Linked DNA regions of Homo sapiens: region 2 is linked to region 1. A link is an interaction called in ENCODE POLR2A ChIA-PET data of the cell type or tissue named here. Cell type or tissue: OCI-LY7. All regions are shown on one strand.

Region 1 (4,000 bases):
GCTTTGAAAGCCTCTGTCAGTTTTGTGGTAATTAAAGCAATAAGTAGAAAAAATGAGATAGTCCAAAGAATATATAGAGTGAGTGAGGGCATAGTGGAGGCTAGAGACTGGGGAACACCAACACCAAGCAGTGGATGAAAAAGTAAGAGCCAATGGAAGAACCTGGGAAAAGCTTTACAGCAACCCAAAGGCCGAGGGAAAGCCTGGGAGATCTTATTTTCATGAAAGCAAAGGAAGATGCATACGGAAAAAAGGTTATGGCCAGCAGTTTCCAATGCTGCAGAAAGGACTAGAAAAGTTAGGTAAGATTTCATTGGATTTCTTATGAAGGAGGCCACTGGTGGCCTTTGCTGCTGCAGCTTCAGTGGAGTGCTAAGAGTCATAAATATGATTCAAGTGGACTGAGGAGTGGTTAAGACTTGGGAAAATGGACCCAGTAGTGTAGGTTAGACTCCAGATTCCTTGGAAGAGTTCACACAAGACCCTCAGGGCATAGACTACTATATAGCTACTCCCCTCTAATATGCACTCTAAGCCCCACCCTTACTGCACTGCTCCACCCTGTGTCTCACCACCATGTGTTTGCTCATGCTGTTCTCTTGGCTTCTCCCCACATCTTGCACCCTTGCTATTAAACTCCTAATGTTTCTTCAAAGTACAGTTCAAAGATCACTTCCTCTTGGGCATATTTCCAAACAGTTCCCTTCCCTCTGCCAGGATGAGTTAGGTGCCCCTTCTTTCAGGTTCCATGGCACTCTACCAATGTCATTATAATGGTGCTTCCCCCATTGTACTGTCATCGTGGGCTACTTGGTCTGTCTCTCCCACATGACAGCAAGCTTCCATACAGTGAAATTTCTACTTATTTCTAAATATTAAGTGCCTAACAAGGTGCCTTGTGTCTAGTAGACCCTCCATAAATGCATGCTTAACTGAGTAAGTAAATAATTTTTCTTATAAGCCTTCCACAGAGGAGCTTCAGGGTGAGCCGAAGCTGAAAGAACTACCAAGTCTTTTCAGTTTTCTTAGACGTAAGATACTGACGATTCATTTAAAAGAAAAAAGATATGGGACTAGAAGTAGGAGATTAGTGCTTTGCTTGTAGCTTTGCCACTAATTAATTCTGTAAGTCATTTCACACATCTGGGTCTCCAAATCTTCATCTGTGATATGGGCACAATCGTGTCTGTGATCCGAGATGGTGGAGGATACTGTAGAGAGTCTAAAATGCTATCATTAAAGAGAAAGAGTATTTGGAATAAGAAGCAATCTGATCCTTTTATCATTTCCTTTCCTCTTCTCTGAGCTTGAGGGTTGCCTCTTAACTAGTTGCTTTAACTTAATTCCTAAATCCCCAAGGTCTCTGTGCTACATAGTAGCCAAAGTTATCTTTCTTTCTTTCTTTTTGTTAGTTTGAGATGGAGCCTCACTCCGTTGCCCAGGCTGGAGTGCAGTGGTGTGATCTCAGCTCACTCCAACCTCAGCTTCCCAAGTTCAAGCGATTTTGCTGCCTCAGCCTCCTGAGTAGCTGGGATTACAGACGTGCGCCACCATACCTGGCTAATTGTTTTTGTATTTTTAGTAGAGATGGGGTTTCGCTATGTTGGCCAGGCTGGTCTCATTCTCCTGACCTCAAGTGGTCTGCCCACCTCAGCCTCCCAAAGTGCTGGGATTACAGGCATGAGCCACCACACCTGGCCCAAAGTGATCTTCCTAAAGACTTAACAGAACACATCACTCCTCCTCTGCTTGGAGGAGGATCTGTTTATTGCTTGTCTCTCCCCTCAACCCCAATTCTTTAAAGGCAGGGGTTTCTGTCTTATTATTATATCACCAGCACCCAGAACACTGCCTGTCACATAAAAGATGCTCCATGCATACATACTGATTCATTTACTGACACCCCAGATCTCCAAAATACACTATTAGTTCCCTTGTGGCAGATGGAATTTTACTCTGTTGGCCATTCTATGTGTCAGACTCAATTAGACCTAATGAATTACTTTACTACCTACATATATATTCTATTCTGAATTAAGTTTATGTCTGTAGAGACTGATGTTTACATATTCTTTTTGCTCCTGCATTCCTTTAAAAAATCACTGATTTCTCTTAAGTCTACAGAGGCCTTGTAGAAGTTATACTGCTTTATACTGTGCTGATATATAAAATGTTTCATACTCTTCTAATCAGTCTTTAGAAATCTAAACAATGCTATTGTACTTGAAGACCATATTACAATTAGAAATGTTGAAAAGTGTTACAATATTAGTACTGGGAATATGATAGCCTAAAAGGAAAGAAATGAAAAGGGTATTTCAAAATGAAACGAAGGACTGATACAAAAAAACACTATAAACAAGAAAGATAGCCAGCAGCCTTCTGAAAATTGCTTGCAAAGAAGTAGCGCCAGTTTTAATTTTTAATTGCAAATGGCTATTTTGGCAGATGAAAATGCCAGCAGAGCATGTTTTATCCTAGCCCAATGGTGTGAAACTACTTGAAGCCCAATTGTTGAACAGTCACAGCTCATAGTTATCTTTAATATGTATGTGTTTTCATTTTAATTTCCTTTTTCTTCAGCCATTTATGAGTGCGTTATTTGAAGTTTTATTTGGTTGCAACCTGGGAGAAAGATTGGCCACACATCTGCACTTTTTTTCATAATTAAAGAAATTCTTTGATGGTCTCAGAGTTTCAGGTGATCTTTTAATCCTTTGCAATCAGTGTGTCTGAAGAGTGAGCTTCCCAAATGTTATTAAAGTCATCAATTTCTAAACTTAAAAATAGCTTGAAGTTTTTCATCATATACATTTGTGTATTGTGCATATATATTTCATACTCATACAAATACACATGCAACATAAGCACATACATACTGTTATCTTTTAGCAGAGAATTTGTGTTAGTGTAAATATTTCTATTTCCCTTTGTTTTGATCCTCTAAAAGTAAAAAACACTTGAATAAAATGCAATTTAGAAATAAAAAGAACATTAAATTTACTCTTGATAATATAGAGCTTATCTCTTAATTTGAAAGATAATTAAATTTTTACATGATGAAGAGATATACACCTTTTACAAACTCAGTCATAGTGGTCATTGTTCTCATTTATTGTACCTGTGAGGTAATTCTAGAATCCCTATTCCTTCTTCAGTCAGTGGCTGGATAATCTAATTATAATGTTATAATCCATCATTTCTCTTTTTGAACAGTCAATTTAGTTTAACATTTGCTTAACAGCCATTATGTATGCCAGGTAATGTGCTAGATGCTGGTGGTTCAAAGAAAGGAACGATGTGGACCTGACCTCAAAGAAATCCATTGGAGAATATGACAGATTTAGATTTAATGATCAACTTTACTTTTCCTATACAGGTACCAGTTTCTTAATCTATAAAATATCAGTACCAGTTTCTTAATCTATAAAATAGAAATAAAATATTACTTCAAGGTGTTATATGTATAGTATATGTGTACATAATGTTTAATATATACATATTAACAGTTAGCATGGTGGCTCTCGCTGAAACTAGAGGGAAAAATAGAGACAATGTGCTGGAAGGCTGTATTTATATGATAAAGGTCTAGGATTTTATCCTATATGTGATGGGCAATCTTTGAGGAAGATAGGATTTAGGCAAATAATAATGTCATTGGATTTCCATTTTAGATTGGTGATTCTACTAGCTCTATCAGTGATGGCTTGAGGGAGACAAAACTGGAGGTAGAGGATAAATTTTAAAACTGTTGTTCCAACTTAAGCAAGAGATAATTAGGACTTAGACTGGGGCAGTGGTAGGAAGGATGGGGGAAAGGTGTGACAATAGAGTTGAAATGTATTAGTGAATGATTGAATGTGGAAGATTAAGAGATACAGATTTGTTATTTCCAGATTATTGGATTGGGTGCTTGGGTAAATAGTGGTGCTATTAACTGAAATCAATAGAGGTGGAACAACAGGTTGGCGAATTGCAGGGGTGATAAAATGAGTTTAGC
Region 2 (4,000 bases), 300 kb after region 1:
TAAAGAAAATTCACTTAAATTACTTTTAGTATGGGAGATTGTAAGCAGAAGGCCCCATAGATTTTGGATCTGTGGTAGCATGGGAAATTTTCTTTTCTTTCTTTAAATAAGCCTTATTTTAGAAAAACAAATCTCTAGCTAGCTAGCTACATAGATAGATAGAAGTAGACAGAGATATAGATATAGGTATGGAGTAGACTCTAATATGTCTCTATGTATATCTATGAGGAAAAGTAATTCTTAGTCTAATTCCTATGGAAATTAGACATTAGAATAAATGCTAATATACCTAGCACAGTTCTCTACTCTGCAGGTGCCCATAAGCTCTTTATTTTTTATTCATTAATTCTTCACTCAACCACCCAGGATTTATTAAACATTCTGTGCCAGGCACTCTGCTGGGTGTTAGAGATATAAAGATAAGTAAGACTTGGTCCCTGTATTTAAAGACTCACAAAGCATCCTAAGGCTAGCTCCAATTCCTTAAGTCATGCGTATAGAAGTATAGAGAGATCACTATGATTATATAATTAATCAGTCCTATAAACCATATTTTAAAATCCTAACCTCATAAATGCTGACCCATAACAGAGGTTCCTCATAACTAGCTGTAAAACCATAAACCAGTCCTTTAATTTCTCAATGCATTAAGAAGTTTGATTTGTAAAATGTGGTACTGAAACTAAGATCCCTTTTATATTTGTAGGATTGATCTGAAAGTGACTACTGATTGAATGCCATGTTGATGTGGATGAAGAGAGGAGTTGAAAGCTTGTCAGTTAACCAACAGAAAAAAATTAAAGTTCGGTGGAATAAGACCAAATGGACAATGAACTGCCCACTCCCTAAACCTCCCACAGGCACATAAAGTGACTGCCAAAAAGTGCACTCTCAGTTGTCTGGGCACATGGAAATATCTGGCACAGTCTCTTATCCATTAAAATCCTAAATATATTAATTAAGAACCTTGTCTTTGGAATTGCAGAACCAACTTCATGTGTTTCATGTGGCTTTAAACTGCAAAATTGTCAATTTATAAGCTTGCAGTTGTGCCAATGGAATACATAAAGTACATAAAGTACAATGGAGTATATAAAGTACAATGTACATAAAGTACATAAAGTACAATGGAGTACATAAAGTACTCTAGTTTGAACCAGAAGTTTTATTAAACTATTGGATAGAAGAAAATGGTCCAAGATAAGAACATGCAAAATCCAGAACATGAAAAATGCTCATTTTACCCAGGATAATTTAAAACGTATACAATTTGTTAGATATAATTGTTGATGAAATTAATAAAGAATATCAAAAAGCCCATTAGGTAGATATTTGTTAATATTAAACACAGTCTTATGACAGGAAATATCAAGAACAAGGACTGCATTTTATTCATTTTTTGTTTAGATGAAACTTACATAATTTAACTTTTCTTTATTCCATAACTGTCAGGAAGCTTAGTGTAAGATTTGATGCTCATTCCTAGTAACTGGTAACTATTTGTGCTCTCCTCCTTTTCTTACATTTGATGTTATTGTTTAGTGTTTGTCCCACTTTATGAATGACCATTTTTTAAGCTTTCTTAAGTCATCTTTGCAGAGGTCATATTTAATAAAAAAAAAAGTCTGCCTTTGTCTCATCATAGAGCTGAACAGTGTTCCTTATGTGGAGTAGGAGCTTAACACATATTTGCCACATTGTTAATTCATTGTGAAGGATTTCATAAATAAACCTAGAGAAAAAGATATCCACTAACGTATTAAATATTTTTTAAAAGCAAGTTCATCTGAAAGGAGCAACTATGTCTTATTATCTTAAAACTTCAAAGGAAGTTTTTCTTTAAATGTAAAACATACCTCTTAATTCCAGAAAGACTGATCCTTCATTTGGCTTTTGTGCATTTTAGCCAGTCTTGGCTTTCTAAATCATGTTGAAAACAAACAGACCATTTGTGCCATGTTTGCTGTTAACTAAGTAATAAACCAAGAGGATTTAGCTAATTTTTTGAGGTCATTAACATGATGAAGTTAATCACCTGAGTTAAGACATATGGACATTTTACCAAAAAAAAAAAAAAAAAAAACCGCTCAAATGGTCCTTGAAATAAGGTTAAATAGATCTAATTTATGTTAAACTTTAATTAACCATATGCACTACTGCGTGATAATGTGCATGCATATGTTGCTTACATTAATTGCTTTCATAAGTTAATTACTGCAACACACTTTGGCTTCTGTTCATTTAAAACTTAACAAATGTTCGCACCAGCTGTGGAAGTGATTGAAGGCAATAAATGAACGAGTAAACCATTGGTTTACTTGTTTAAATTAAATCTGCTATCTCAAGCTGTCCTGTGTCTTAATACATTAGAAAAGACACTTGGGAATCAATGATCATGTAATTCCTATTTTAATCACTGTTAGTCATACTTAAAGTAATAGGGACATTGAACTTTTACGTTTGTTGGCTGACCTCTGCTTTCTATAGTTTACTGGGCCATCATTGACTATGGTTTACTTTTATTACAGCAGAATTGAGCTACAGTTTCATATAATTAGATATTTGTCTGGTCCTTGTATAAAAGCATACAGACTCTGTCATGCCTGATGTCTTTTATTGCCCACTTTAACTGGATACTAAAGTTTGTGTTTAAAGAGATGATTTATATAGACAAAGAACTTCTTCTAAAAAATAATAGAATTCTATTTTATTGAAACTAAAGTTTACTTTTTTATTACATCATTTGTCTCTCTGAATCTGTAGCATGTTGGCCAATATAGTATGATAATAAATTACTACTAGAATACCTCATATGAAAACTTATATTTTTCTTGACTATTAATTTGAATCACTTTTTTAAGAATCAAATTTCAGGATATCTGGTTAATGATGGTGGGTTGAACACATACATTAGCCTCTGAGCCCCTTCTGAAACCACATCAAAATGAATATAAAGAGGTCTTTTAAAGATCCTAAATCACTAGGACACAAGAAATAAAAGAGAACACAAACAACCCTGGAAAGCATATGGACAAGTGGTAACTGACTTAGCAGAACCTAGAAAGTTAAATCCTAAGTCAGCAGGTGGGAAAGCCAAGAAACCTGATTTATATTGCAGACCAAAAGGCGAGGAACTAGTGGCTCCAGGCACCTCTGGAAGTGGAAGCGAAGTGAGGCTAAAACAAAAGCCTTCTTGTAAATTTCCTTAAGAGGCATTTAGACACCCAGGGCCCCTTCCCAACTCTGCATGCGAGGTAATTGCCTCACACTTTGCCTCACACTTTGGCAAAAATTGGAGGACGATTCTCTGGAAGGCCTGCCAGAGAGAGCTTCCAGATTGTAGTCCCCAAAGGCTAGAGTTGAGGGAGGAATACTGGACTGAAAACAGGCAGGTAAAATGAAAGTTAATACATTACAGGTAAGCTCTCCCTCACTTGACTCCCAAAAACCCACCAGGCACTGGAAGAGCCTTCTCTCAGGAATCTGCAGCCCAAGAATAAACACCTGACTGCATAGAAATAAGGGCAGAGGGGATGTGGGGAGTTCCTCATGAAAAGACCCAGCCAGATTGCCCTAAAGCCCATCTAGCTAACAGAGCTTCCAATTAGCATCTACTCTTCTCAGTAGCTGGCTTATCTGAGGATGGAGTTTACAAGGTCTTAATAATAGAAACATTGAATATGAATTATAAATCTGTCGGGTGAGTGAGAGCTGGGACATGGAAAATATGTGTGTTTGTGTGTGTGTGCGTGTGTGCGTGTGTGTGTGCATGTGTGTGATGAGCGTGGCAGGGAAATAAGGAGAAAGGGAGCTACATCCTCATCTTCCTAATAGGAAGACAATAGATGAGGCCTAAGCCTGAATAACTGAGAAGCAGCAAATAGGCATCTTATTTAGATTTTCTTTTTTAAATCAGTTAGACCTGAAAGCAGTTGACTTGGGAGCAGGAAACTATGTGCCTCTCTCAATGATATGCATGTATCACTTTGACAAAAATAAA

Evidence for each region. ChIA-PET counts read pairs that join two places held together with the same protein. Peaks named below come from ENCODE experiments on the same cell type or tissue, not always from the same donor. Only the 100,000 strongest peaks of a DNase experiment are listed, where the experiment ranks them.
Region 2: POLR2A ChIA-PET joins it to region 1 with 8 read pairs; 2 of 35 experiments call an interaction of 5 or more read pairs at or near these places.

The regions. Positions count from the first base shown.
Region 1 is chr6:72,627,213-72,631,212 of GRCh38, forward strand. The region is part of intron 1 of KCNQ5 (potassium voltage-gated channel subfamily Q member 5); the gene reads left to right. It overlaps KCNQ5-IT1 (KCNQ5 intronic transcript 1), which reads left to right and starts at 3,283. Exons shown (of 4, transcript NR_120503.1): 1 at 3,283-3,379. In OCI-LY7, no CTCF peak of the experiment used is centred here; no DNase peak of the experiment used is centred here.
Region 2 is chr6:72,928,517-72,932,516 of GRCh38, forward strand. All of the region lies in intron 1 of KCNQ5 (potassium voltage-gated channel subfamily Q member 5), which reads left to right. LOC124901340 (a long non-coding RNA gene) reads left to right here. Exons shown (of 2, transcript XR_007059642.1): 2 at 1-2,811. Among named protein-coding and RNA genes, the nearest start is that of MIR4282, 37 kb to the right of the region's middle. In OCI-LY7, no CTCF peak of the experiment used is centred here; no DNase peak of the experiment used is centred here.